2 separate regions of the Homo sapiens genome follow, and region 2 is linked to region 1. A link is a contact called in ENCODE Hi-C or POLR2A ChIA-PET data. All regions are on one chromosome and are shown on one strand. Each heading gives the region's core, a stretch centred on a gene start or an enhancer-like site at or near the end of the contact. The rest is flanking DNA. Distances are from core to core; before and after follow the strand shown.

Region 1 (4,463 bases), core at 1,439-3,938:
AGCACTATTCACAATAGCAAAGACATGGAATCAACCTAAATACCCATCAACAGTACACTGGATAAAGAAAATGTGGTATATATACACCATGAAACACTACACTGCCTTAAAAAAAAGAACAAGGCCACGTCCTCTGCAACAACATGGATGGAGCTGGAGGTCATTATCCTAAGTGAACTAATGCAGGAACAGAAAACCAAATGCCGCATGTTCTCATACGTAAGTGGGAGCTAAACATTGAGTACACATGGACACAAAGAAGGGAACAGGAGACATCAGGGCCTATGCGAGTATGGAAGGTGGGAGGAGGGAGATGACTGAAAAACCACCTATTGGGTACTATGCTTATTACTTGGGTGACAAAATAATCTGTACACCAAACCCCTGTGACACGCAATTTACCTATATAACAAACCTGCACATGTACCCCTGAACCTAAAATTTTTTTTAATTTTTTTAAAATTATAAATGAATAAATAAAGGCTTTCCAGAAATAACCAGTAGTCAACATCATCGCTCAGATATTTTCAAACTGATTTGGTGGAATTTTGCTGAACTTACAGTATTTTAGGAACAAAGCAGATATTTCCCTACACCAGCAACAACAACAAAAAGAGTACAGGTTTCTTTTTTTCAAGTATCTTTGCTATACACTTTGTAACAGTCCCAAAGCATCCTTCCTGATATGGCCCATATTGAGGCTGAAGGGCTTCTAAGCCACACATACTCTTGGGCTGAAAACACCTAGGAATCTGCCTTTGGCACTCTCATGACCACGTAGAACACAATTTGGAAATTCAGGATACGTTAATAGTGAAAAAATGATGTCCGCAACTCACTTTCAAATGGATAACCAAAAACAGTGTCACTCTAGATACAGATTTAGCTTTAAATCTGTGTGGGTATACAGATAAAGTGAAATAACAAAATATTAACAACTATTGACACTTGGTGGTGAGGATATGAATATGAATTGTAACATTCTTTCAACTTTTATATATTTTTGAATATTTTTTATATTAAAAAGTTGGGGGCCAAGGGAAGTATGAATCTGAACAATAGGCTGAACGTTCTCAGCTAACACCCAGGAATCCCACTAAAGATCATATGTTTTCACAATGACTTTGAAAAAGTGATTCAGAAACTTGTATGCAAAGACTGTATGCACATTTTCCACACAGGACACACCACCACGGGTACAGAGTGGAGGTAAGGACTAATACTTACATATTTCTAGTAGATGTCAATGTCTTAAGTACCTGAGATTTGGAGTCTGTGGCCACAGGGAGTATTACAACTGTACCAAAACAATGTGCTTCACTTTTGCTTCAACAGCAATGGTGGCAGCAACCGCTTAGAAAAGCAATCCAAAACCACAGGTTGCCATCATTAATAAAATACTCCTCTCTTTTTTTGAAGGTGGCAACAAGATAAAAGTAGGAAAAGAGAAGGTGTTAGTATATATGATTAGCTTAGGTTTTACAACATATGACAGAAATCCAAAAGTGACAATGGCTTAAACCCATAGAGGTTTATTCTCTCACATAAAATAAGTCTAAAGATAGTCTAAGAAGATTTGGTGGCATCATTAAGCTATGAGGAACCTGAGTTTATCTTTATACTTTACTGTCCTCAGCACATGGTACCTATCCTCTTGATCCAATATGGCTACTGCAGCTCCAGCCATCATGCCTTTATTCCAAAGAGGAAGAAGAAAAAAAAACACTTCCTTAGTTGTTGGTCCCCTTTTAATGAGTCTTCTTTACATATCATTGGCTGGAACTAAGTCATATGGCCATACCTAGAAATGTAGTCTTAAATTTTGCTGTCAGAGTATCCTTCTCTTCCTCACTGCTCCACTCTCTGCCCCAGTTATATAGTGACTCTGATGTTAAAACAAAGGGGTGGGGAGATGGATGTTGGAAGGCTCTAACAGTATATATCACTGTGGGTTTAGCTGTCCAGGAGATAAGCCAATGGTCTTTTAAACAGATTCTTAATGCATTACCCTAGCATGGGCTCTCTATGCATATCCTGGCTTGGCTTCACATACTGCCCAGACCCCACTCCCAGGCCTGAAAAAGCCAAACTAGGAGGTCAAGTGAAAGCAGGAAGGGTCCTCACCTGAGGGAGCTTGGCCAGAGAGAAGAGTCAGAATTACTGCCGACAGAAGCCAAATAGAGTCAAGCACTCAACCCAGAGGGGCCAAGATGAAAACGGAAGAAAAGGCATCAAAAACAGGATTTTGGAAGGTTAGCAGCAAGGCAGATTAAGGAGTCAGGAAGTGGTCAAAGAAGGTGATTCATAATGTTATCTGGCACATGCACGCTAGAGCTTTCCTTTGTGTGGTCTAAGATGTTTCCCGAGAAACCAGCCAGGGAAGGGACCCTTCTCTGGGGGACATATGTACTGTCTGTGTGGCCTATTATGAGCTCCCCTTTGATTTTGGCACGGGTACAGGACCCAAAAGAACCATGGGGAGCTGAGAAGGTGTGGTATCATAGCCCAGGGCAGAAGCCCTTGACGGCTACATTGTTATCCAGAGATGAAAAGTTGGCCTGTATTTTGCCTGAGGGACGTGATTTGTCCCTGTTAGTACCTGTGCCTGCTTTGTTGTTCCAGCTGTAGTTTGGCATGCTCCAACAGCATTGTGGATTGGGCCCACGCCTACACTGAGGTGACCAATGTCTCCAACTGTTGCATCTGCACTGCCCTCCCAGCAGCAGCTGCGGACAGCTTGCCTTGTCACGTGCATCCAGCTTCTGTGCAGAACTGAACATCACTAGAGACTTGGGATCCCATGGACAATGGGTGGGATGCAACACAGCGGGCTTTGGACAGGGGTGTTGCAAAACCATGGCAAGCCTGCCCCCTGGCTGACTCATAGTGTCCATGATGGATGGGGCTGGCTAATAGGAGATCACGTGGTGCCCCCATCGCAGGTGCCACAATGCATAGAGCAGCACCGGGGAAAAGTCACTGTGGGATGGCTGCCTACTGAGGTTTGTGCAAACACAACACATGTCACCACACCAAGGGTGTGGTGGAACAAGCAGCCTTACCAAGGCTGGGCCCCCCCCATGGACTTCGTGCCCCCTGGGAGTTTATGGGTCTGTGGGGACACAGGATGGCCATGTCTGCCATCCAGTTGGACCAGATGTTGTACCTGGGGTGGCCCAATGTGCCTGCCACTGTGTTTCCCCCATTGCCTAGTTGCTGGCATTATTAGGAGGCACTGCATTCCCGCTTTTTGCGAGGGCAGGGGGCCCCCTGGTGGTTCTATCCCTTAGCAATAACTATCCCTGGAGTAAAAGTCATTACTGTAGAAAAGCAGGTTACAGCCTTTGCAGAGCACACAGCTCGTGCTCTGAATGACACCTGAGTTGCTCTCCTTTTGTTAACTGATGAAGTTGATCAGATCAGGAAGGTGGTGCTACAAAACCAGATGGCTTTAGACACAGTCACAGCTACCCAAGGTGGCACCTGTGCCCTTGTAGGGACACAACGTTGTACATTTATACCTGACAACCACCGGAACATAACAGCAGCTTTACAAAGGGTGTCACAGGAGATTAAGGTGATTGAGCACCTTACTGACGACCCCCTTCAGAGATGGTGGGCATCTCTGGGCTCTGGCCTATGTTGGGCTCTCATAATCATAGGTAGCATAGCAGGAATATTAGTGGTAGGTTTTTGCTCTCTGTATTGTTGCTGTGGCCTGTGGGTCCAGGGTGCTGCTGTATATGCAGGGGTCCCCACCAAGAGGATCCCCTCGGCCTAGGGGGTGTAGTGTAAGGAACATGGCTGTGCTGCAGCCAAGCAGGCACAGGGCAGCAGGCATAGGCCCAGGTAAACAGCTTGGATGATCCAGCAGGTTTGTGGTGCAGGCACACAGTCCCATGTTTATATAATCATAAGCATGTAGACATAACATAGAGAAGCTCATCACCTGGCTCTCAGGCACTATTGTTTGTGTGGTGCATAAATGTAACACTGACTCTGTGAAGGAGCTGCTGAATAAAGCCATCTCCCATCTACCTGCTGTCTCTCAAGTGTTCTTCCAGCTCCCTGCCCTACATCCACCCACTCCCCTCAGCCCTCAGCTGGGGCTGGAACCTGACCCTGAGCATGATAGAATTCTTTATGCTATTATCAGACACTTGTACCTGAGTGTGAATGAAGACACTGAGAGCTGTGTCATGGGGTGCAGGAGACAGACTATCAGGATACTGGGTACCAGGAAGGAAAGGTGGCCAGTGCAGAGGCTGAGGGCATAACTAGATCAAGGGACAAGCCTGTCTGGTGGCCAACCCATAATAAGCACCAAGATATCACTGAAATAGGAGGAAATATTGTGCCAGTTGGCTCGGATTTCTACATTTATTTTCTTACCTTACTGGCAAACTATAATTGGTCTTGTTCTCCCGGATTCCCTCAAAGTGGAAGTAAACATTTGAAAAGCA
Region 2 (4,463 bases), core at 1,342-3,841, 560 kb before region 1:
CTGGTTTACTTTATTGTAATAATACAATATATAATACATATAACATGCAAAATATGTATTAATCAACTGTTTTTGCTATCTGATAGGCATCTAGCCAACAGTAGGATATTAGTAAAGTTTTGGGGGAGTCAAAAGTTACACATAGATTTTTGACTGTGCAAAGGGTTGGTTCCCCTAACTTCCATGTTGTTCATAGGTCAACTGTACCACAGACTGAGTGGTTTAAACAACATAATTTTTTAAAAAAATCATGATTACAGAGGCCAGAGTCTGAGATCAAGGCATTGGTTTGTTCCTGGGGCCTGTCTCCTTGGCTTGTAGATGACCATATTCTCGTGTGTCTTCAAATGGGCCTCCCTCTGTTCATGTCTGTATTGTAATATCCTCTTCTTATAAGGGCACCAGTCCTATTGGATTAGAGCCCACCCTGTTGTCATTTTAACTTCACTCTTTAGAGACCATTTCTCCAGACACAGTCACATTCTGAGGTACTGGGGTTAGGACTTCAACATAGGAATTTGAGGGTGGAAGGTCACAATTTAACTCATGTTATTACACATTTTTTTCCCTCTGATCTCTCAACTGTGTGAAGTTGTGAGGAATTAGAAGTAATTCATCTCCTAAACGTATATCTGATTTGTACATGGGAATACAATGTAAGTAAGTCCACTAATGCTCTAATTTTTTTTTGGCACAGCACTGTCTCTCTTATCTTAAACCTAATTGAGAGAGTTACTAGCTAACTGTTCGCTTCCTCCCTTTATCTTCTGTTGTCTTTATTCCGCACCCCTGAAGATTCTGAACCACCCACTCCCTTCTGCCTCGGGCAATGAATAGTCTTTCTCTTAGTTTCCTCCACATCTCTTCGCAGTTCTTTAGGGATCAATTCTGATGATCTTAGTCTCCAGTATTCATGTCCCTGATCTCACATCATGGGACAGATTTGCCTTGCAATTTCTTTTCCAAATTCTGTATTCTTATCAGAAACATCTGTCATCAAAACACTGCATTTGCCTCATTTCATCAGATATTCAGTGTACCGGGACCCTTGTAGCCCTACTCCCTGGGAAGGGACATTCAGGCCTTGACATTGGAATGCTGGCTTGCTGGAAAGTTATAATCCAGTGTCTGTTTGGTGTATTTTTTTTTTTTTTAACACTAAACACATGGCCTAGACATTGGTTTTGCTTCATTTTCGCTCAACATTTATGATAATAAAGCTTTGTTTTCATAGATCACTTATCTCCTGAAAAATTCACACTGCCGTGAACACGATCCAGCCTTGCAGTGTGTCTCGGAGGTAAGTAGGTGGCAAGTATTTTTATCCCCTTTTATTAAAGCATAGGCAGAGCTCACTGCACAAGGATCCCCTGGAAGGGGGAACAATTTGGACTTAGCCCGTCTGCGCTCCTCCTGCTCCGTTTATTTGGGTACCATAAACCCACCCAGAACTGCACACAGAAGTGTCTCCTTTGCAGGCAGACGTATATGCATGCATTTCAATGGCTTCCAGGAGACAGCGATTATGGAATGTGGAGTCTGAATGTAAATGGAATTTGAGATGAGCCTGACTAGTAAATTATTCTGAAGGAAAAACACATTCAGAAATATGATTTTATCGCTTCTCGGCGTTTTGGCTAAGATGAAGTGTAGAAGTATGATTTAGATTCCACCCATCCTTAGGTGCAATTCAAATGCCAGTTTCTCTAAAAAATAAAGCCAACTCTTCCCCTGGACTCTCCAGACACTTGACCTGTCCTTACTTTGTGGTGTATAACTCACTGCACTTTATCTTGTTGCTCTCCTGGTCAGAGTCTATGCCTGATCCATCTCTGTGGATAAGTACTCAGAAATGTTTTCTGAAGTGGAATGAAAGGAACTAACCTCTGTTGTTTGTAACTGGCACAGAACCCAACAGTTTCTGCCAGTGACAGGTCATGAGCATCTTGAGGCATCCAGAAGATTGTCGTGGTTGGATTGTCCTCTCACTTTGCTTCATGCTCACTGCTTGACCACTGATTATTTTGGAGAATGTCTCTCTCCTTGGCCAAGGCTTTGGGTATTATAACCAAGAGAGGATGATCTAACCAGCCATTTTATCAACAGCGGCTCTGAGAGCCCAGCGTTGGGTGCCAGCCCTGCAGAGGGACATTGCGAAGTATCTTTATGTCCTTCGAGCATCCCTCCTTTCCATCAACTGGCAGGGTGGAGCAATAGCATCCAGTTACTGACCTTCCAGGAATAATGTGAGCATTGGATGTATTAGGCCTCCAAAGTATATCTGTGCTGCTCTGATGAAAGGTGCTTTAAGTAGGGTTGCTTGTTAAAAATAAGTAGTGCCAATTCTCAGGCTGCCCCCTGTGTTTTCCTTTCCCTTGCTCCCTTAGATGTTTTTCAAAGGTGCCAATAAAGCCTGCAAAACATGGGTAATGAAAAGGAAGGGAGAGCAAGTTCTTTTTGTCATAAGCGTGAACTGTGAGTCATCTCTTCTGAGTCACCGTGAACATACAAAGGAAGCCAATCAGTAGGGGTGCACTCTAATAGGATGTTTCTCCAATGACTCACGCAGGCCTGGAATGAGGAGCAGCCTGAATCAAGCCAAACAAGTATATTTTTAAATCTGGAAGGGCGCGCTTCCTGGTGCAATATGATGATCAGTCCTACACACTTACATGCTTATTTTAGCCCAGGCACTGAAATGTGTGGGCATGGTCTCCACGGAGCCTTCTCCTGTGGTCATGTTTTGTTTTGCCAGTGGGGAAGGATGTTTAATGATTAACTGTCACTATCAAGAATATAATATTTCAGTGCAATATTTCAATGTGAGGAGAAGAATAATTTTTGAATGTGGTGACTTCAAGAACTCGGCTCCATTGGGTAAGGCCTGCTTCACGTGTAAACATGCATTCCACAAACATTTTTTGAGGCCCTAAGTACTGAATATATAAAGACAGAGAAGGCGTAGTCCTAAGCCTCAAGGGTATTAGAATTTCCACAAGGAGACAAAAAAGCAAACAGAGCATTGGAAAAGTGGCAGAGGGTCAGATGGAGACACTTAGAAGGCTCAGCCTATAGAGAATGGGCGTAAAAGAATCCCCTGGAAGTGGGAACAACTGCTCTGGATTCTGAAAGACCTGCAGGAGTTACCACTGAGGAGCGAATTGAGATGAGGAAGGGTGATTAAGGCAGAGGGAAAAGCATGTATTAAGTCTAAAAGTCTTCCAAACAGTTTATGTTTTTCATTATTGTCTTATTTTCTCAAAATTTTGCAAATGCAAAATTTTCTTCTTTTCCCTTGGCAAATGCATTCTGGAAACATTTTTTCAAGCTGACCCAGAAACCATCTCATTCAGGGCGAGTCAGGGTCCGTGTTGTGAAGAGGCGTTACTTTATCTGAAGGATTTTAAGCAGAGGCTATACATGTGGCTATAGTTAGGTTTTGATGAGCTCCTCATGGAAGACAGTGAGGGAAATGGATCTGTCCCGAGACTGGGAGACCATTGTAGCCTTTTGTCTTAATCCGGAAGAGCAGTGATGAGCACCTGAACCAAGGTCAGTGGCAGTGGGAAAGGAAAGGAGTAAATATAATATATTTGTGAGATGGTGATTGAGAGAAGAGTCAACTGAGCAAAAATAGCTGAGATGGAGAACCTAGTAAGTTTGGATAAGCCATAAAGAATAGGAGTTATGTTTTGTCAATTTTGACTTTGAGGTGGCTAAGAGATGTGGCTAAGATGGGCGTGTCCAATAAGGAGTTGTCTGGAGCTCAGGAAACTATCTTGGTTCAAAATAGAGATTTGGCATCTATGAATGTAGAAGCTACAGGACCAGATTAGTCCTCCTAGTGCAGGAGTGAAGAGTGAGAAGAAAAGAATGGTGAGAAAAGAACTTTGGGCAGAAGGAAAACGAACAAAAACAAAAAACAAATCTATGAAGGAGACGAGAAAGAGCAAGGAGATTGGGAAGAAGAACAATTATCCAGGTATCTCTTCTCCAGTATTAGTGAGCTGATGCTTTTTTCCCCTGTGAGGTAGTAATGACTATCAAATAATTTTGAAGCCATTCATAAGGAATCCACAAGAGTATATACACACTCGATAGAATGTCTTTCTTACTAAGAACCATGTTGTCATATTGGGTATCTTATTGTACGTTATATTAACCATATAAGATATCCTGGGTCACTGCTATGTGTTGTAGAATAGTAAAAATGCTCTCTTGTTTTAGAGAATTGGCAAGTGTTTATAAAATGAAAGTTTCAGAATGCATTTGTCAGGGGAGAGGAAAAAAAAACAGTTTCAAGTATTAGTAACAAAATTGAATGACTAAGAAATGAAATAAAATATCTGTGAGGAATAGGAACAAAAATGCCTGAGAGTATCAACTTGCATTTCACATAGGAGGAAGTTCTGAACAATTTCATCAGTATTTTTCTTCCTTTAAAAGCATCTTATGTTTAGTCT

Evidence for each region. A loop is a pair of places that touch in the nucleus more often than their neighbours do. ChIA-PET counts read pairs that join two places held with the same protein, here RNA polymerase II (POLR2A). Pooled maps may share reads with other maps.
Region 2: a map of Calu3 shows a loop between it and region 1 (4-fold over the local background). The contact joins two enhancer-like sites. A Hi-C loop is called at or near these places in 1 of 168 maps with a recorded cell type or tissue (Calu3) and 3 of 50 pooled maps. POLR2A ChIA-PET finds 5 or more read pairs at or near these places in 1 of 52 experiments (H1).

What each region holds. Positions count from the first base shown.
Region 1 is chr7:36,472,361-36,476,823 of GRCh38, reverse strand. No RefSeq gene overlaps it. Among named protein-coding and RNA genes, the nearest start is that of ANLN, 85 kb to the right of the region's middle. Within about 2 kb of position 2,688, at least 2 of the 41 ENCODE cell types and tissues checked have a DNase peak (open chromatin) inside an H3K27ac peak, as active enhancers do.
Region 2 is chr7:37,030,184-37,034,646 of GRCh38, reverse strand. All of the region lies in intron 15 of ELMO1 (engulfment and cell motility 1), which reads left to right. Among named protein-coding and RNA genes, the nearest start is that of ELMO1-AS1, 35 kb to the right of the region's middle. RefSeq lists enhancers at 2,250-2,919, 1,754-2,953. Within about 2 kb of position 2,591, at least 17 of the 41 ENCODE cell types and tissues checked have a DNase peak (open chromatin) inside an H3K27ac peak, as active enhancers do.